Linked DNA regions of Homo sapiens: all the other regions are linked to region 2. The links are chromatin loops, found by intact Hi-C in ENCODE. Cell type or tissue: mammary epithelial cell. All regions are shown on one strand.

The links. Peaks named below come from ENCODE experiments on the same cell type or tissue, not always from the same donor. Only the 100,000 strongest peaks of a DNase experiment are listed, where the experiment ranks them.
Region 1: it touches region 2 in a loop (9-fold over the local background); 16 of 110 quality-filtered maps call a loop at or near these places.
Region 3: a loop joins it to region 2, with 17 times the contacts of the local background. A loop is called at or near these places in 4 of 110 quality-filtered maps.
Region 4: a loop joins it to region 2, with 18 times the contacts of the local background. A loop is called at or near these places in 21 of 110 quality-filtered maps.

Annotation. Positions count from the first base shown.
Region 1 is chr2:172,223,741-172,228,740 of GRCh38, forward strand. No RefSeq gene overlaps it. Among named protein-coding and RNA genes, the nearest start is that of DLX2-DT, 120 kb to the left of the region's middle. In mammary epithelial cell, a CTCF peak has its summit at 2,789 (motif pointing left); DNase peaks (open chromatin) are centred at 2,751, 4,201 and 4,841; H3K27ac peaks cover 2,605 bases.
Region 2 is chr2:172,169,500-172,174,499 of GRCh38, forward strand. No RefSeq gene overlaps it. Among named protein-coding and RNA genes, the nearest start is that of DLX2-DT, 69 kb to the left of the region's middle. In mammary epithelial cell, a CTCF peak has its summit at 3,120; a DNase peak (open chromatin) is centred at 3,142; H3K4me3 peaks cover 396 bases; H3K27ac peaks cover 411 bases.
Region 3 is chr2:172,277,397-172,282,396 of GRCh38, forward strand. LOC107985960 (a long non-coding RNA gene) reads left to right here. Exons shown (of 6, transcript XR_001739773.3): 2 at 3,341-3,484. Among named protein-coding and RNA genes, the nearest start is that of ITGA6, 150 kb to the right of the region's middle. In mammary epithelial cell, a CTCF peak has its summit at 2,669; a DNase peak (open chromatin) is centred at 4,975; H3K27ac peaks cover 828 bases.
Region 4 is chr2:172,702,406-172,707,405 of GRCh38, forward strand. It overlaps a transcript of PDK1 not described here. Among named protein-coding and RNA genes, the nearest start is that of RAPGEF4, 31 kb to the right of the region's middle. RefSeq lists an enhancer at 2,445-2,614. In mammary epithelial cell, a CTCF peak has its summit at 2,106 (motif pointing right); no DNase peak of the experiment used is centred here.

The DNA of each region.
Region 1 (5,000 bases), 54 kb after region 2:
GAAAAATTGGGTAAACACAACCAGCTTTCCGTCAAGTTCTGGTGGGGGCTACCCTCACCACTTCGACTGAGAAGACACAGTTTCCTCCCAGAAAGTTCTTGGGGGTAGAGGAGTGAGTATCCTGGACCTTGGAACCATTGGCTACCTCGTGCCTCTCTTACCTGCGCCCTTAAGAAACGTTTCTGTTCCATTTCTGGTTCCTTTTGGAGGAATGCCATGGTTTTAATGCTAATGACTCAGCAAACATTAGTTCTTTTCCTTAGTTATGGATGCTTTTGCTCCTTTTAATTTCTAATCTTATTTCCCAAAGATTTTCCCCACCTCAGCCCACCACCACAGCAGGAATAACTTTATTTAGAAAAAATATTGGGGCCGGGCACGGTGGCTCACGCCTGTAATCCCAGCACGTTGGAAGGCCGAGGTGGGCGGATCATGAGGTCAGCAGTTCGAGACCAGCCTGGCCAACATAGTGAAACCTCGTCTCTACTAAAAATACAAAAAAATTAGCCGGGCATGGTGGTAGGTGCCTGTAGTCCCAGCTACTTGGGAGGCTGTGGCAGGAGAATTGCTTGAAGTCGGGAGGCGGAGATTGCAGTGAGCTGAGACCGCACCATTGCAGTCTAGCCTGGGTGACAGAGAAAGACTCAGTCTCAAAAAAAAAAAAAAAAAAAAAAGAAAAACTATTGGGTATTTTCTAAATGAGTAAGATCTACTTTACATCTTCAAACCTTCACTGTCAGCGGACCTTGTCTTCCAGTTACCAAGAGTGAGGCCACCTAACCTGATGGCCTTCTTTCTACCCACCTGAAAATCTCTGTTTTTACCCATTTCCTCTCCCCTCCTCATATCTGAGGAGTAGAAGTGTCCGTCTTCTTTACATAGTTAATATTTTCCTCTGTATCTTCTGTCACCTCCCACCACGCCTCTTTTGGACCTTGCAGAGTCCCTTTTCTCTGTATCTTTAGTCTGGTGTTTTCATTCTTTCCTTCTCCACTGAGTCCTCATCTTACACACAAGTTCCAGCTTCCAACTTTTATATTTTTTAATATTTTTTTCGAGGCAAGGTCTGTCTTTGTCACCCAGGCTGGAGGGCAGTGGCATGATCACAGGTCACTGTAGCTTTGACCTCCCAGGCTCAAGTGATTCTCCCACCTCAGCCTCCGGAGTAGCTAGGACCACAGGCCTGTGCCACCATGCCTGGGTAATTTATTTTTACTTTCTGTAGAGACAGGGTCTCCTTGTGTTGCCCAGGCTGGTCTCAAACTTCTGGGCTCAAGTGATCCTCCTGCCTCAGCCTCCCAAAGTGCTGAGATTACAGGTGTGAGCCACTGCATCTGGCCAGCTTTCACATTTTAAGGAAGTCACCTGCTCCACTGTTGCTGCCCTTTCAAGCTACTCCCCTTCCCTTCATTGCTAGTCTTCTCCCTGTGTTATCTGGAACATCCCATCCTTCCAGACCCTGCTCAATTGCTCAAAAGCCTCCAGGTGGGAAGGACCTTGTGCTGCTGCTCTCTGCTCCCTCTTTACCAAAATCTCTCTTCCTCCATAGGAAAAACTCATCCTCAAGACAGCCTCCCCATCCCCCAGTCCTTATGACAGTGTGCTAAATCCGAGAGGAAAAACCCAAGGTCAAGTTTTCCCTTAGTAGAGCCACCAATGGGAACAGTAATCTGTCTGATCCCTGCATTGGTTGACCTGTTCAATTTAGGCATCTTCCAAGGACAGATGCTAGTTGGAGATGAGGTTGGTGAATAATTAAATCTGAAATTACATTAAGAAAAGAAACAGTTCCTCCTTTAGCAAGGAATCTAGTCCAGTTTCAGGGAGTTACTGGGCTTCCTGTATCATGTGGCTTCGCATTTGGTTCCTATCCATTTAATTTCTATCTTGGGTCTGGTTGTGGGTAGGGGAAGGATCTCCCAGTATAAAAGAGGAGCTACACCAGTCTTTAGTGGATCTTTTGTTACTCAAAGAAGGGCTCTGGGCATTCTATTAAATATTAAGATTCTTTCTGTTTCATTTAATTGCTGTTTCTCAGCATCCTGTGACCCTATAATTTGTCCAGGATGGTTCTTCCTTGACCACTATAGGATGTCAGGTATCCTTGTTTTCCTCATGTCTCAATGGCCCCTTAGGGGCCGCTGACAACAATGGTTGAGAAGACACTATTTTCCCATAAATGTTTACATGCTGTGGCAGGCAGAATTCTCAGATGACCCCCAATGACCCACCCCAGTATGCAGTCTGCTCTTCCTGAGTGTGGGAAGCACCTGTGAGTATGATGATATTATGATTGTATTCTATGCGATGGTAAAAGGGAGAGTATCCTGGTGGACTTGACCTAATCTGATGAGCCCTCTAAAAGCAGAGAGTTTTCTCTGGCTCGCTCCAAAAAACAAAGTCAGAGATTTGAAACAAAAGAAGAATTTGGCATGGAATTGCTTATTTGAAGGTAGAGGCCACATGGCAATGGATGTGGGTAGCTCTCTGGGAGCTGAGAGCTGGACCCCAGTCTTACAAGAAAATAAATTCTGCCAATAACCAGTGAGCTTAGGCAAGGACTCTGAGCCCCAGATAAGAGGTGAACAGACGACCTTGTTCTGTGCCTGGACTTCTGGCCTACAGAACTGTGAGATAATAAGTTTGTGGTAACTTGTTGCACAGCAACAGAAAACCAACACCCATGTGTTTGTCTTTTAAAAGTATACAGATTTCTTCAATACATTGTAATGTTCTCAATTGTCAGATTGGCCCTTGCTTCATCATGGTGTCTGTCACCGTGCCCCGGGTGACGTCTAGTGGCAGAACTCAGCTAATGCTTGTCTAGTGAATGAATGACATTTTAAGGTTCACCTGGGTGGAGAAGGCGGGGGCGGGGGGGAGTAATAAACATTCTTTAAAGTTATCCCAATTCAGCTGAACAACGTTTGTTTAGTATCTACTTCATTCAAGGCACTAATTTAATGTGTTTTATCCTGATTTCTTTCAGTGGCTGCAGGTTTTTCATTAAAGTTGATTTTTCCTGGACTTTCCTGAAAGGTTTCTTTCTTTGGCAAGGATTTAACAAGAGCCATATCAGCATATAATTTTATTTGTGTTGTCTTATCAACACCCTGCAGCATGTGTACACTCTACCAGACTGTATGAAATGGCAAAGTAATAGCTTTTTTTTTTTTTTTCTGGAGACAGTCTCTGTCTGTTGCCCAGGCTGGAGTGCAATGGCGTGATCTTGGCCCACTGCAACCTCCACCTCCTGGGATCAAGTGATTCTCCTGCCTCAGCCTTTCTAGTGGCTGGGATTACAGGGGTCTGCCACCACGCCTGGCTAATTTTTGTATTTTTAGTAGAGATGGGGTTTTGCCATGTTGGCCAGGCTGGTCTTGAATTCCTGACCTCAGGTGATCTGCCTGCCTTGGCATCCCAAAGTGCTGGGATTACAGGCTTGAGCCACTGCGCTTGGCCCAATAACTTTATCATTGTTTTTTCTAATTCCCACTATAGACTCAGGGCCCTGCGGCAGGACAGAAAGCCAATGGTATCTGAGGCGATGGCTGACCATGAATTTGGCCACACCAGTGCTCCTCATCCTTGGACATGGTATGGAGTGATTTACGGTTTGATCCTGGAGTTAGAGTGCTTCAATTCCAGTTGCTGCTCTACTCCATACTAGGACATGCCTTTGCTTCCCTACTTGAGCAACGGAATAATAGTATTACCTCAGGGGATGGCTGAGGAGTAAGCGAGGTCATGCAATGTAGAGAGTTTAGCATAGTGTCTGGCGTAAGGTAGTTCTCAAATATTAGCTATTATTGCTCTTATAAAATGTGAAAAGTTGATTCTTGTAAATTCCAAGAACTGAGCTTTCGCTTCTATAGTTGGTACTGCAAAAGCAATAGGTGTTTTGTTTTCCAAATATAAAATGGCATATTAATTACACTTTTTCAAATGAAACATCCTTTTGGATATTCTCATACCAGCTCCTCTTAGGAGAGGCAGGCTCGCTTGCTTGAGAATCACTGGTCCTGGGCCCAGATAAGAGTAACTGTAACTGCCTCCAGAGTCATCCAAATTTCCAGGACCTTCCCCCAACCCTGGAGCTCAAACTAACGAAACCAGTCTGTTAGGAAACTAGAGGGGGCTGTCTTTTACAGATGTGGGTAGCCTCGGGAATTTTGGCTTGTCCAGAGGAAACCAGGTTCAGGCTGTTGGCCCTAAGTTCTTGCAAAATCAAGTGTTGCCTTTTGTGGGTATGTGGTGTGGATGTTCTTAGAGATAAGAGCCAGGTAGGAGAGGCCATGCAGAAATCCGGTTTCAGAACTCCATAAAAACTAGGGGAGGCTGCTCTTCTCAGGAGAGTGAAACAGTCTTCCCACAGAAGATGAGCTGGAGGCTGAGTGTCATGGCTTACACCTGTAATCCCAACACTTTGGGAAGCTGAGATGGGAGGATTGCTTGAGGATGGGACTTTGAGACCAGCCTGGGCAACAACAAAGGGGGACCCCCATCTCTACAAAAACTAAACAATTAGCTGGGTGTGATGGTATGCACCTGTAGTCCCGGCTAGTCGGGAGGCCGAGGCGGGAAGACTGCTTGAGACTAGGAGGTCAAGACTGCAGTGATCCATGATCTTGCCACTGCGCTCCAGCCTGGGTGACAGAGTGAGACCTTGTCTCAGAAAAAAAGAAGGCAAGCTGGGAACATTGTGAGGTTTGTTTCTCTGTAGAGCATGGAGGAAGGGAAATAATTTGGTGCCAGGGAAACACGCTTACTGCTCTTTCAGAACTTTGTTTTGAAATGGCATCTAGATTTCAGCAACATGCTCGCACTTGAAAAATGAAAACATTGGACAGAGTTGGTGTTTACGAGTGTGAACTTGCTCTGGCATTTAGTGTAATTTTTTTGGCTACGTAACTGCCATTCTTCCCATCTGCTCCCTGAAGCAAATCTTTGTGAAAGAGGAGTTCCAGCTGGAGATTTTAGTTGCTTGGTTCAAAATATGC
Region 2 (5,000 bases):
TTAGTCCAGCATTTCCTAAACTTCCTTGCTGTAGTGGGTTGAATGGTGGTCCCCTCAGAACACCCATGTCAAATCCCTGGAACCTGTGGCTGTTACCTTATTTGGTAAAAGATTCTTTGCATATGTAATTAAGTTAAGGATCTTGAGATCATCCTGTATTATTCAAGTGGGCTTTAAGTCCAGTGATAAGTGTTCATATAAGAGAAAGGCAGGGGTAGATTTGAGACAGAAGAGGAGAAGACAGACACAGAAGAGAGAGACAGTAAGGCAGAGGCTGAGGTTGGAATGGTGTGGCCACAAGCCAAGGAAGCCATAAAATATTAGCCACCAGAAGCTGGAAGGCCAGGCCCCTAGAAGGAAATGAGCCCTACTGATACCTTGATTTCAGACTTCTGGCCTCCAGAACTTTGAGGGAATACATTTCTGTTGTTTTAAACCATCCATTTTAAGGCAATTTGTTAGGCAGCCCTATACAATGGATACCCTTGCCCATAAAGATATTAAAAAAAAACAACAACAACTTTTCAAGGAAAAACTACTGTGTATGCTCAAATATGAGGCAAGGGTTTTTTTCTTCCAAATTATCTCTCAGAAAAGATGGAGTATCCTAATATTCAAGGGCTTCCGAGGTCTCATATTTCAGAGCATTTTCTGGATTACTTACTTTTAAATGACTAAGGTATTGTATGGAAAAAGCACAATACTGAAACCAATCAATACTAGTTTTAGTTGATGATAAAGGTTATCTGATGGAATTGGTTAAAAAAAAAGAGGGGGAAAAATACATTTAGCACAAAATTAGTAACTATTATTGGGAGTATGAGGCAGTTGCTGTGGACTACCTTACTCACCATGTATTCTAACTTTCTTCTATTGTCTTAGGCCAGGTGCTGTGGCTCATGCCTGTTATCCCAGCACTTTGTGAGGCCAAGGTGGGAGGATTGCTTGAGGCCAGGAGTTTGAGACCATCCTGGACAACATAGTGAGATCCAGTGTCTACTTTTTTATATACATAAAAAAGAATCTGTCTTCTTATACTGAAGAATCCGGAAAGCTAAAAACAATCTTTTCTAGACCTTCTTGCAGTAAGAATTTTGGATGTACTTTAGGTTCTGACATTCAGATGCACTTGCTTATATAAATCTTGGCTTTGGAAGGTGGCATTCATTTTTGTTTGTGATTGGTAGCAGATATGATATGCAGCAGCAGCAAGCTTGGCCGGCAGCTTCTTGATTGTAGCAGAGGTGGCATCATTTCACACGGGGCCGCCATAGCAGCAGAGCCAGATTTGGCTTGGGGCTTTTTGTTCTCTGGCCAATTATCTGATGTGACTTTGGAATTATTACTAGAAGCTCAGTCTAGAGTCTGTTTCTTGCCAAACTCTCCCCTACTACCTCCAGTTCGGTGATTCTGGAAGTTATATGACACCCTGTTACAAATCTCTTGCTCAAACTAGCCAGGAGCTAGACCCTTATTCTCTGTAGCTAGACCCTTACTGATTGATGCAGGGCCTGACCTCCCCATGTGACTATTGACTGGGTGCTGGTGTAAATCAGCAATGACAAAAAAGCAATACAGTTAGTGAATATGTTGAAGAGATCACAAATCTATACCTATAGGATACATTTTTTAAAACTCTGAATTTATCAAATTATGGCTTAGTATTAAATGTCCGGTGGTAGCTCACACATGGGTTCAAAAAATATTGTTTGTAAATAAAAATGACTGTGTTAGATGCCCTAAGATACGTCTCTTCTTCTGACTAAGATATTGAAAAACTCAGGTAAGAGTTTAAATAAAATTGCTTCATAACATGTCAGAGTAGAAAAAAAGCATTATTTCAAAATCAATGTGTTATTTCACATGTGTGATTTAAGCTTTTATGTGTAACCAAATGAATAAATCCAATCCTATACACTGACATTTAACTCATATATATCCTAAACATTTATGTTTTCAAGTTGGCTAAAAGAATTCCTAAAACCGCAACTTTTTTTTTTGAGGAACTTTTCTCTTGCAACACGTGGGCTCACCATATGTTCAGGGTGCCCTGATGTTCAAGTTATATGGTATTAATATGGCCTGAAACTGAAGTGCAGAGGGCATCCATTGAAAAATGCTGGTCTACTGGATCAAGGTTCACCATAATATATGGTTATTTGGTGTTCAATAAACTTTTTTTTTTTTTTAAGACAGATTCTTACTTTGTCACCCAGGCTGGAGTGCAGTGGTGCCATCTTGACTCACTGCAACCTCCGCCTCCCGGGTTCAAATGATTCCTGTGCCTCAGCCTCGCGAGTAGCTGGAATTACAGGCGCGCACCACCACACCCGGCTAATTTTTGTATTTTTAGTAGAGACAGGGTTTCACTATGTTGGCCAGGCTGCTCTCGAACGCCTGATTTCAGGTGATCCACCGGCCTCAGCCTCCCAAAGTGCTGGGATTTTAGATGTGAGTCACCGCGCCCAGCCCAATAAACTTGTTAAGTGACAAATAAAATTGGCGAGTGAGTGTTGCTGTTGTGACTTTGCTGCTTTTTTCTTTCCTGTTCTTAACTGCTGCAGGGTTTCTTTCTGTCTTGGTGCCTATTCCTAAGACAGATGAGGAAGATAGGATCTCTGCTTCATGGAGCTTGTAGGTTCTGCTAAAGGGAATGACATGCAGATTCAATTCACAGGGAACGTGGTAAGAGCTGAGAGACTGTTACAATGGCCGCGAAAGCCAGCGAGCCAGGGGACATTTCCACTTAGCCAGAGGCCAACGTCACAAAGCAGGTGGCATTTTGGTCGAGCCTGCTTATAAGCCTAGTGTCTATAGATTTTATTAAATCATTAGAGTCATTCTTCAGGTAGAAACGGACCTTCCTTGACTTCATAAATTACAAGATGTCTGGAATTCTGAATTTTATCCCTCCAAGTCCCTCCACCGGAACTTTCCAGCACTTCGATTTTCTTCTACAGCGTGAGGGAAGGGTCAGGTTTAGACATTGTCTTGGCAAACAGATCAGCCCTCTCCATTTAGGAAGGAGGAGGGAAGCTGCTCCCGCGGCCACATTTCCTGGAAGGCTGCAGGTGAGGGCTCGGGCGGTGGCGGGCCGTGGTCCGGCGCAGTTTCCCCGCGGCCCGCTGGGTCGCACTGTGGCCTTAGGAATGTGGGCCGGGGCGGGGCGGCTTGGGAGCGCGCTGCAGCCAACGCCGCGTTCAGCCCCGGGCGCAACTGCAGCCGTGCCGGGGGCCTCCGGGGCCCCGACCGACCGACAGCTCTTTCAGACCGCAGCGAAGTTTGCACACACGACAGCACGTCCCGGGGCTAGGATCTTGCCCGCCTGCGGGGCTGACCTGCACCACCCTTGGGGAAGCGCGAACTGCCGCCCCGCTGCCGGGAGTTAGGCGCCCGGGCCTGGGTCGCCCCCACAGACGGCTCGGACGGCACGAACGAGCGGACCCCAAGGATAGTGGGCTGGGGAGGGGTCCAGTCGTGGTCACGGAAACGGGTGGTCCTCGCGCCGGGCTGCACTCATTCTGACTAGCAATATGCTGGTGGAAAGTGCTACTCCAATGCCTTTATCGTTGCGTTGCTATCATTTTCTTTATATCTACATAAATTTTTTTATTTTATTAAAAAAATATTTTTTTGGCCTTGCTTCCTCCTCCAGCGTTTGACTTTCCATTGTTGCTCAGTGCTTGGGTGGGATGTGGACTCTCTTTCCTTGTGACAGCAGAGCTCAGAGTACCATGAATCTCCCTCCCCTCTACCTTGCTTTAAATGGCTATTTCTTTCTTTTTTTTTTTTAGTTAACTAAAAATGGAAAAAATAGTAAGTGCACATGGTAGAAAATTCAAACAGTACAGAAGCCTCTTCCCCTTTCAGAGCAGGCAGCCACTGCTAATATTTTCTTTTGATTCCTTCCAGAACACAAGTATATGGCTATCTCCTTTCAAATGCGTCCCCATCCCCAAACTGGGTCATCTGCCCTGCCGCCTCAGCTCCCCCTTTATCATGTATCTTGGAGATGACCTCACATCAGCATGTGTGGGTGTACGGCATTCTTTTAGATGGCTGCCTGGTGTTCTGTATGTTATACCAGCACCCCGTAATTATTCTATCGGCCACGATGGAAGGATATGGCGGTTGTTTCCAGTCTTTTGCTATGACAAACAATTCTGCAGTGAACATCTGTGTGTATATCTTTGAGTACGTGTGCAACCATGTCTATAGAATACATTCCTAGAAGTGGAATTGTCTCCTTGAAAAATATTTGCATTTAAAATTTTATAGATTTTGCCAATTGACCACCAAAGGTGGTACCTATTGATACGCTCATCAGTGACTGCTCCCCATTTCCCTCGTTGTTCACACTAGGTTTATCGCACTTTTAAAATATTTGCCAAGGTGAGCAAATAGGCTTTAAAAGTAGAATTTCATTCTAGTTTTCATCTTTTAAATTGTGAGTACAATTTATTCTTTTCCACATGAAAAAAGAGCTACTTGAATTCTATGAGCAGATGGTTCACATCGTTTTCCTATTTCTATTGGATTATTGGATTGCAAATGATTTTTATCCTTCTTGCACATGACCAGTTAATCTCTGGTTATAATATGCCAGGACCCCATTTCTGAAAGAATTCATACTTTTTGCACGTAAAAGAAGCAAGTCAAAATTCTAGTTCCTTAGTTCCTTACAGTTTTCATCTTCTAATGCTGGCCTCTACCCTACCTGATTTTTTTTTTTCTTTTTTTTTTTTTTTGAGACGGAGTCTCGCTCTGTCGCCTGGGCTGGAGTGCAGTGACGTGATCTCGGCTCACTGCAACCTCTGCCTCCCAGGTTCAAGCGATTCTCCTGCCTCAGCCTCCTGAGTTGCTGGGGCTACAGGTGTGTGCCACTGCGACTAGCTAATTTTTGTATTTTTATTAGAGACGGGGTTTTGCCATGGTCGCCAGGCTGGTCTTGAATTCCTGACCTCAAGTGATCTACCCGTCTCAGCTTCCCAAAGTGTTGG
Region 3 (5,000 bases), 110 kb after region 2:
GGAAATTAAGAAATGCTACCTCTTGAAAACTTTGTCCATTTATTTGCAATAAGTCTAACAAACCCTCTCAAGAGGTGGTGCTCAAGGGAGCTGTGCAGTGGGTTTGGATGAATGTGCAACCAACGCTGAACAAACATCCCTATTAAAGGGCGTGTTGTTCCAGGTTACAGTTTCTCTCAAGCTAAGGGCAGATCCTTTCTCTCAAAGACACAAACTGGAAAGCCCTGACTCAGGTGCCCAAATTAGGTTTGTGGGGTGGTGGGTCAAGGATTGGAAGGACCCAACAGGACAGAAGTATGAGATGGAAGCATTTTGGCATATCCAGAGGGAGATGGGTTAAGGAAGCAAGATGAAGGTCGGGCAGAGAAGCTGCTTTCTTAAGAAAAAGCTGACCGGGCACAGTGGCTCATGCCTGTAATCCCAGCACTTTGGGAGGCCGAGGTGGGCGGATCCCCTGAGGTCAAGAGTTTGAGACCAGCCTGACCAACATGGAGAAACCTTGTCTCTACTAAAAATACAAAATTAGTAGGGCGTGGTGGTGTATGCCTGTAATCCCAGCTACTTGGGAGGCTGAGGCAAGAGAATTGCTTGAACCTGGGAGGTGGAGGTTGCGGTGAGCTGAGACTGCGCCATTGCACTCCAGCCTGGGCAACAAGAGCAAAATTCTGTCTCAGGAAAAAAAAAAAAAAAAAAAAAAGAAAAAGCTGCATTTTTTCTTAAAGCAACTCCTAATGAGATCATGATTTTCATTGATACAAGAAGCTGGTTGAGTTGGCAGAGCGTTTTTTTGTATTAATGGAAACAAATTACAGCTTAATTCAGATAATAAATAATGCACTTCTAAACACAAAGCAAAATGTATTAAACAAATGGCTGTGGAATAGAAGGTCAAAATGAAACTGTGGTAAGGTGATTTCTCTGCAGCTCAATATTTTCTGTTTATAGTCTGACTTGGAGCCAAAAATAGGATTCTCATTCAGTTGTATTATTAAAAATAAAACGATCTAGTAAGTTAAAAATGGAAGTCTGATGAATCCTCTAGTATTATGTATATAATATAGGCATGTCAAGAGAGAAAATATTAACTAATTATTTTAATGATTTAATAAAAACCAGAATTTCTTAACTGATTATCTAGCAAGTTAAAAACATTGCACACCACTTAAACGTAACAAACTTTTTCTTATCCACATACCTACACACGCACCACCTGACATCACTTGACTATGTTTTTGGTATCAGCCTCCCTCTGAGACTTGTACTAATTTTATTTCAGTGCTTTTCTTCTACAACGGTGGTTCTTAAACTTTTGGGGAGCTCATAAATCCCTTTAGTATTTGACTGTCTCCCTTAAGAATTGCAGTCTCATCTTACTCCTGCAACAAATTTCAAGCAGTTTCGTGGACCGCCAATTAAACTTCTGCCTTAAACCTCAGCTTTCTCCCCATAAATCATGGCAAAGGGAGACAGGGAGCTCAGGCTGGTGTCGGTGATGACATCTGCAAGGATGGAAAGTCCCCACTGGGACTGCTTGTATGTAGTCCCCTGAAATACTGGATTCAGTGGTGCCAGCTTAATGGCCAGGAGAAGTTTTGTACCAGGAACTAACCGATTAGCGTTTTTTTTTTTTTTTTTTTTTTTTTGAAACAGGGTCTGGTTCTGTCATCCATGCTGGAGTACAGTGTACAGTCTTGGCTCACTGCAGCTTTGGCCCCCTGGGCTCAAGCGATCCTCCCACCTCAGCCTCCCGACTAGCTGGGACTGCAGGCATGCGCCACCAAGCCCAGCTAATTTTTGTATTTTTTGCAGAGACAAGATTTGCCACATTGTCCAGGCTGGTCTCAAATGCCTAAGCTCAAGCGATCTACCCACCTCGGCCTCCCAAAGTGCTGGGATTATAGGCCTGAGCCACTGCACTGGCCTGATTAGTTTTTAATAACTATAGTGTGCTAGGTAGAATGGAGGTGGAAATGGCTACAGCACTGCTGCCTTCTGGTTGCCTGGGACCGTCTGTGTCTGCCCCACCTCCATAACAAAACAGACCCTGCCAGCACCACTACAACGCCTTCCCCCCAGGAATCCTGCGGTGTTAGTGCTTTTGAAATATACATTCTTGTTAAGTTCTTAATGATGAAGAATAGCTTCCTCATTGAGTTTCTACTTCTAAGTATACATATACATTTTGAGAGGAAGGAGCTTTTATGTTTTAACTCAAAGGGTGTCTAATGGCAAAGTCCTCTCTGATTGGTCTGGGCACGGGGGACAGCAATTGGGAGCAGAGTTTGGGGATGGGTCCTTTCTAAAATCCCTAAAACTCCTGAACAGAAGATAGTCATTTAATTGCAAAATTACACATAAGGATGAAAATGAAATACCTTTTTGGAGGATTAACAGGAAATATAAATTTCTGTAAGGAGGTAGTGGAAGTTCTTTTCCAAAGAGGTGTTGTGGTAAGGCTTCAAGGTTTCAGATAAAAAGTCTGGTTCTAATCCTGATTCTGCATTCTACTAATTCAGTGGAGATAGAGGAACTTTAGGGCTCCTCAAAAAGTTCAGGCCTCACTTTGTGGCTTTAAGTTTTGAATATTGCCAATGTAGCCATGGCAGTAATTTTGGGAAAATTTCCAACTTCCTGAGCCCAGTTTCCTCATCTGTAAAATGACACACCTGCCTCCCAGTGTTGTTATGTGGAATTAAGGAAATAATACCTGCTATGTATTTAATCAGGTCTAAGGTTCTTATTTCCACCCATACATTAGAAAGGTCTCTGATATTGGGATGGCATCCAGGGGTCTAGACAACCCCAGTTTTATGGGGCCTGAACTCTATATTATTCAGGGACCTTTATAAAAAAGAGAAAATAATACGTGCAAAATTAGGTAAGAACATGAATATTTGTTTAAATGGGAAAATCACAACAAACCACAAATTTTAAAAAGGTGATATAAATCACAAACAACATAAAATACCATAATATTTGTAAAAATTAACTGCCTGGCCCACTTCTGTTATACTTCTTTGCCCTGCATTTTTGGAGGGGAGTGGGCTGTATGACAATGAATTCGTTATGTCTGTTTTCTATAGAGAGAATAGACAGTTCAGTCTTCCTTCTCAATGGTTGACGAAAATTTATTTTTTACTATCAACAGTAAAATGTGTGTTTTCCAGCTTCACAACTGTTTTTGGTAATGTCATATAAATCTTGAGAGTTTTTTTTGTCAAATTTGGGGAAAACCTCTATGAAGTTTCTTTCCTATATGAACTATGAGATTTGGGAAAATTTTCCACAGACCAAATTCTGGCTCACACACTTCACACCTTGTTTATTTTCTGCTGCCCAGGCCATATGCTGCTGGCGAGTGTGGTGGGATGTATTTATATTGGATACAGCCTGGAGCCCTGCACTGGAGCTTCTTACTGCCAGGAGAGCTAGTGTGGTGGAGGGGAGAAGCGGTGAAGCCATTTCTATCCCAGCATGCCCAGCAGTAAGTTAACTGCACAGACCACATACAAACGTCCCACTGAACCCAGACTAAATGTATCCCCAGCTCAACTTCCCCTTTAATAGGATCCCCAAGTTGCCCATAGCCACTCCAGTGCCACCCACATAAGGGGAAGTGTGACAGAGGGGAAGTCAGAGTGGAAAGAGACAGTGGTCTAATTGATTGCAGTTAAAATATCTTTTGCAAATTTTACAAAAATATATGGCCACGTGAACACACTGCTGGCCCCTCTCCAAGAACATTGGAAGGGCCCATGCAAATGAAGGGCCCTGAGGCTGAAACTCTCTTAGCTTCCCAGTAAATACACCCTGGATGGCATCTTTCAATTAATCGGCAGTAGGTTTGCTTTCCTGCTGGGCGTGTTACAGTTGGTGGCAACTTAGATTTGGTATCATATATGTAAAGCACCCCATATGGTGCCTGGCACACACTGGAGGCTCACTAAGTGTTCCTTCCTCCCTTCCCTTAGTGAAAAATCAGCAAACAGAGCTCCATCCCTGGCAGGGGACTATGTCCTTCAAGTGTGTTATTGAAGAATCAGCCTTGTAGAAGTTGATATTCCATTAGTTTGCCTATAAAATTTTTAAATTGCAGTTTTTGAATTTATGGATCTTAGTTCAAGGTCAATAAAAAGTGATTGATGGGTAACCAGCGTGTGCCCAGGGACAGAAGATGTCCTCCTGTTGCTTTGTCAGTGGTCGATGATAATGTACTCGTTTCCAGCCAACCCCTAAAAAGGCAAACCCATCGCTAAGAAACAGAAGAAAAAAGAACAAAATGGACTACACTGTATTAAAGACACCTGAGTTCTGTAGAGGAGAGTTTTCCCAGAATCAGCCCAACACTGCCCTATCACCTACCTGAAGGGCATGTGCCAGACAGTCTGAGCTCATCAGATTCAGGACATGAGGAAAGTTATCTTGGTTTTCCTTTCTACTCTCCCTTCTTCCCTTCACTCTTTCCTTTCCTCCATCTTGTCCACATTTTCTAGACTGCTTACTGTCACTTTCTGAAACAAGAAAAAGATTCCACTTTTCATTGCTTATTAATGCTAAATGACTACCCATTCCCTCGAAGCTATTAATATATATATAAAGAAGTAGGGCATGGAGTGCTGAAATGCAACTGTGTGTCACTTAACAATGTAGATATGTTCTATGAAGTGCATTGTCAGGCGATTTCTTTGTGCAAACATCATAGAGTGTACTTGCATAGCTCTAGATGGTACTGCCTACTATACACCTGGGCTGTGTGGTATAGCCTATTGCTCCTAGGCTATAAAACTGTACAGCATGTTACTGTACTGAATATACCATAGGCAGTTGTAACACAATGATCAGTATTTGTGTATCTAAACATAGAGAAGGTTATGGTATAAAAGATAAAAAATGATATACTTGTAAGGACACTTACCATAAGTGGAGCTTACAGGACTGGAAGTTGCTCTGGGTGAGTCAGTGAGTAAGTGGTGAGTGATTGTGAGGGCCTGGGACATTAC
Region 4 (5,000 bases), 530 kb after region 2:
GGTGGAGGTTGTAGTGAGCCGAGATCGTGCCATTGCACTCCAGCCTGGGCAACAGAGTGAGACTTTGTTTAAAAAAAAAAAAAAAAGACAGAGGGATTTGCCAGGGCCTCTTTCATTGTTAGACCCTGAACTACAATTGTCTCGCTTACCCCATTAATCTACCAAAAGCTCTGTTCAGCTTCTCTGCCTCCTAACTGCCTTTTTTTTTTTTTTTTTAAATTGGCAGATGCTTCCAAGAGCAAAGCAGCCAAAAATGCTGGGCTCATCTCTCTAGGTTTCCTCCTTCTTTTGGATTTTGGCCCTATAATCTTTCACTGATTTGAATGCAAACAGATTTTTAAAAAAATTGTATTCAGCTTTACTAGCTGCTCTCACTAGGATGGATGGTTGGAATTATCTAGATCACCATGATTGAGGGCAAAACCACTGGTACCCTGCCCATATTCTCTTGGCAATACCTTTTCTGTGTACGCTGATTTTATGGTTTATTCCATCTCATTGTAGACTGTAGTGAGACGAAAAGTGTGTCCCCCCAAAATATCAGTTCCTAATTCCTGGAAACTTTAAATGTTACCTTATAAGGAAAAAAAATATTTTTGCATGTGTGATTAAATCAAGGAGCCTGAGATGGGGAAGACTGTGCCAGATTACTTGGGTGTGACCTGAATGCCATCCCAAGCATCCTTATGAGAGAGAAACAGAGGGAGATTTTGCACACACATGCAGAGGAGAAGGCAATATGAAGACAGAGGCGAAGGTGAGAGTGCTGCAGCCACAAGGCAAGGGAAGCCGGCAACCACTGGGAGTTGAGTTGAAAGAGTCAAGCAACAGATTCTCCTCTAAATCCTTTGAAGGAGTACAATACAGTCGACACCTTGATTTCAGCCCAGTGATACTGATTTTGGACCTCTGGCCCCCAGGACTGTGAGATAATATATTTTTGTGGTTTTAAGCCACCGAGTTTCTAGTAATTTGTTACTGCAGCCACAGAAAACATACCTAGATTGTTTCCATCAAAGCCATTTTTATATCATTTTCCTATCTTATTTAATTAAATACCATAAGACACCTGACAGGTTCAAAGCCTTGAGTCCCTGTCCTTCAGAGACTCACAATCTGCTATCATAAGTAATTCTGACCCAACCCGACAATAATAAGCAGGTGCTAAAATTAAAATAAAAAATCAAAGAAAATATGGGAGAGGGAGAAATTAATTTTAGCCGAGGGAAGCCAGGAAGTCATCTTAGATAGGATGGTATTTAAAGATCTTTTACTGACTTCTAACTCCTCACACTTTGTGTTTTTATGTAAGTTTTCATCACTCTTTCTTTTTCCTTTTTTTCTTTTTCTTTCTTTCTTTCTTTTTTTTTTTTTTTTTTTTTTGATAGAGTCTCGCTCTATCGCCCAGCCAGGCTGGCATGCAGTTGTGCGATCTCAGCTCACCGCAACCTCTGCCTCCCAAGTTCAAGTGATTCTCCTGCCTCATCCTCCTGAGTACCTGGGATTACAGGCACGTGCCACCACACCTGGCTAATTTTTTGTATTTTTAGTAGAGACAGGGTTTCACCATGTTAGCTAGGCTGGTCTCGAACTCCTGACCTCAAGTGATCCACCCGCCTCAGCCTCCCAAAGTGCTGGGATTACACGTGTGAGCCACCGTGCCCGGCCTACTTTTTCTCTTGTAATTGCTTTCATTTCATTTAACAAAGGAATACTGTAAAATAGGGTTTAAGAGCATGTTCTCACGGTTCCACTTCCCCTCTATTTATTCTTACTGTGCTTGACATGGCTTTAGAGAAGGGGACACTCCAACGGCTCCTGGCACGACAGCGATGGTGAGACTTCCCACAGCGAAGTGGTGTCTCCTTCCCACAGGGCTCCCAGGGACTCTGTCTTCTAGTGAAAGAAGGGCAGCTGACAGTATGAAAAGGGGCTGTTTTCAGTCGGGGTTTTGTGACAGTTGGGGTCCATGTGTCAGAATGACTGAGTTGGGGTGAAAGGGATTACTTTCTCATTTCTTCTCAGAATACAGGGCAGCTTAAGGGGTACATTGAGAATCACAGGGAATGCCAAGGTTTACAATCTCTGTAAAGGGAAGTAGTATTTTCAGGAGAGCCCACAAGAGGGCAGTATTAAGGAAGGATCAATTTCGACAGGTTCTACAGAGTGTGAGAGCCAGGGTATACTCTTGAGCCCACATCCAAAGCACCACAGTCTTTAAAAATGCCATGCTCAGCATCACAAAAACCCAGATGCTTATGTGCTTTATTTTAGCACGTACCCACCTGATAAGGTATGGGGAAACAACCAAAAGCCATATATGTGTATAAAATTACAACCCTGTGTAGACAGACGCTCTCCCTCATCTGTCTCCCACTTTGGGAGGCTAAGTGAAGAAATGGTCACATAGAACTGTAGCCAGGATTGAACAAGGAAGTTCTAGAAACTTTTCCCCGTACTCTTGAGGTAAAAAGTTATGGAGTCCCAATATCAACCGAATACAAAGAATTGGAAATCACATCAGTTCTACAAGCTCAAAGAAGAACACAAATGCCAGGATCTGCTTCTAACAAACAGAGAAAACAAAGGCCAGCAAAAAAGGTGGAAAACTTTATAGGACTCAGTAATCAGAAAAGAAAGATTAAAATGTGAATATTTAAATAGGCAGTGAGGAAACTGACCATCTCATATACTGTTGTGAGTTAATGGTTGATACACTTTGAGCGGGCAGATTTATCCATATCTATTAAATTTTGTATAAAATGTACAAAAAAATGTACAAAATTTAATGCAAGTCTAACTGTAGGGATGTATCCTTCAAAAATACCCACAAAAGTATCCAAAGTCCAAGGATTTGCCTTGAAAATTTTGCTAAAACATTTAAGGTCCAACAGTCCCTTTCTTCCTATAGATTGATCTTCTTACAGAATGATTCCTATAGGAATTTCTGAGTGTCCAGCCTTTTGCATCATTAATTCTTGACATTTTAAGTCTACGCAAATCTCTGGTGTTTGCCCAACCCTGGGAATCTTTGAGTGAAACTCTCTCTATTCTGCCCTATCTTATTACTGTCACCTAAGTACAGGTCCTGCCACTGTATGTTTCGCTTTACCATAATCCAGGCTTTCTGAAAGATCTATTACTCAGTTTGACTCAGGCTTGTACTCAGTTGTGATGTGGAGTAAAATTGTCATAAGCCTCTAATACTTAGAGTTAATCTTCACTCAATTTAAATGATGGTTGTATCAGACTGTCAGTTTTAATCATGCTTAATAAGAAATATTGAATGAAAAAACTATTTATACAAGTAACTTTGCAAATGTTAAGGATGGGATTAACCATTACCCTCTGTTTGAAAAGGAAGAATAAAGAATATTTACAAAACAGTTGCTCTATAGTTTAAGTTAAATATACTTATTCTGTATTTTGCCTTTGTAAACTTGAGTTTCTAAATCTGTTTACAGAAAAGGGCACAGAACTTACTTGTAGTATTGAGAATTGTGAGGTTTTCAAATAAATGTTTTACTTTGAGAGGAAGAAGGCTGTAGATTCTCATGCAGTTGTAAGAAATAATACAGAGAGACCCCACTCACCCTTTACCCAGTTTCCCCCAGTGGTAAGATCTATAGTATGTCAGTTATCACAATCAGGATATTAAGGTTGACACAGTCAAGATAAAGAACATTTCTGTCATCACAAAGATCTCTCATGTGGCTTGGTAATATCCACACCCTTGTCCCTCCTTACTACTTAACCTTTTGCAACTGTGAATCTGTCCTCCATTTCTACAATTTTGTTATTTCAAGATGTCCTTTCAATGGAATTGATACAAGGCTACAGTGTAAAACCTTTTAGGATTGCCTTTTTTTTTTTCAGTCAGAGGAATTATTGGTGATTCGTTTCTAGTGTGTTTGTAATTGCTTATTGTAACATTTTTATGATGATTACTTTAAAATCTTTGTCAGACAATTCCAACATCTCTGTCATCCTGATCTTGGTGTTGGTGTCTGTCAATTGTCTTTTTTTTTTTTTTCTTTGAGACAGGGTCTAGCTCTGTTGCCCAGGCCGGAGTGCAGTGGCACAATCTCGGCTCACTGCAGCCTTGACCTTGTCAGGCTCAGGTGATCCTCCCACTTCAGTATGCAGAGTAGCTGGGACCATGGGCATGTGCCACCATGCCTGGCTAATTGGTGTTTGTGTTTTTATAGGAACAGGGTCTCACTATGTTGCCCAGGCTGGTCTCAAACTTCTGGGCTCAAGTGATCTGCCCGCCTCAGCCTCCCAAAGTGCTGGGATTACAGATGTGAGCACCCACGCTGGGCTTCAATTGTCTTTTCTCATCCTTTTGGGGTATTCTGTTTGTGCCTCTGGCACTTATTTGAGCTTTCTGTCTTAGCAGTCTTTTGGTACCTCTTTGACAGGGCAGGTGGGGAGGAAAGCCACTCCATTACTGGCCAGTGAGGGTAACATTCCAGGCTTCCCTCTCAGCTTTCATCCACATCATCCAGGGGGAGGGTCTCCTTGTTCCTGCTGGGTGAGGTGGGAGTTCCAGCTCCCCACTCCGCCTCCACTGACACCACCAGCTAGGAGGGAGTTACTGCTTCCTTTGTGGCCTCCATTGACACCATGGGGGTGGGAGGTGGCGTTGTTTCCACTGGGCACGGGCAGAAGTTCTGACTCTCTGGTAGGCCTCCTCTGATACCCCACCAGCAGGGAAGGGTAGGGAGGCTTTGTTTTTCTGGATGTGAGTCCAAGTCTGGGTTCCCTATGTGGTCTCCACTGCTACCACAGGGTGTGGGGACTTCCTTATCACCTGTCAGGGATGAAAGTCCTGATCTGTACTTGGTCTCCTCAGATTCCACCCTGGGAGCGGGAGGAAGGTTGGGGCACTTTGTCATTACAGCCTGGTGTGGTTGGAAGTCTAGGCTCCCCAGCAGACTTGGGCTGGCATGGGCGGGAGTGGGACCACAGTTTGTCTAGGATGTTTGACTAGGCTAGAG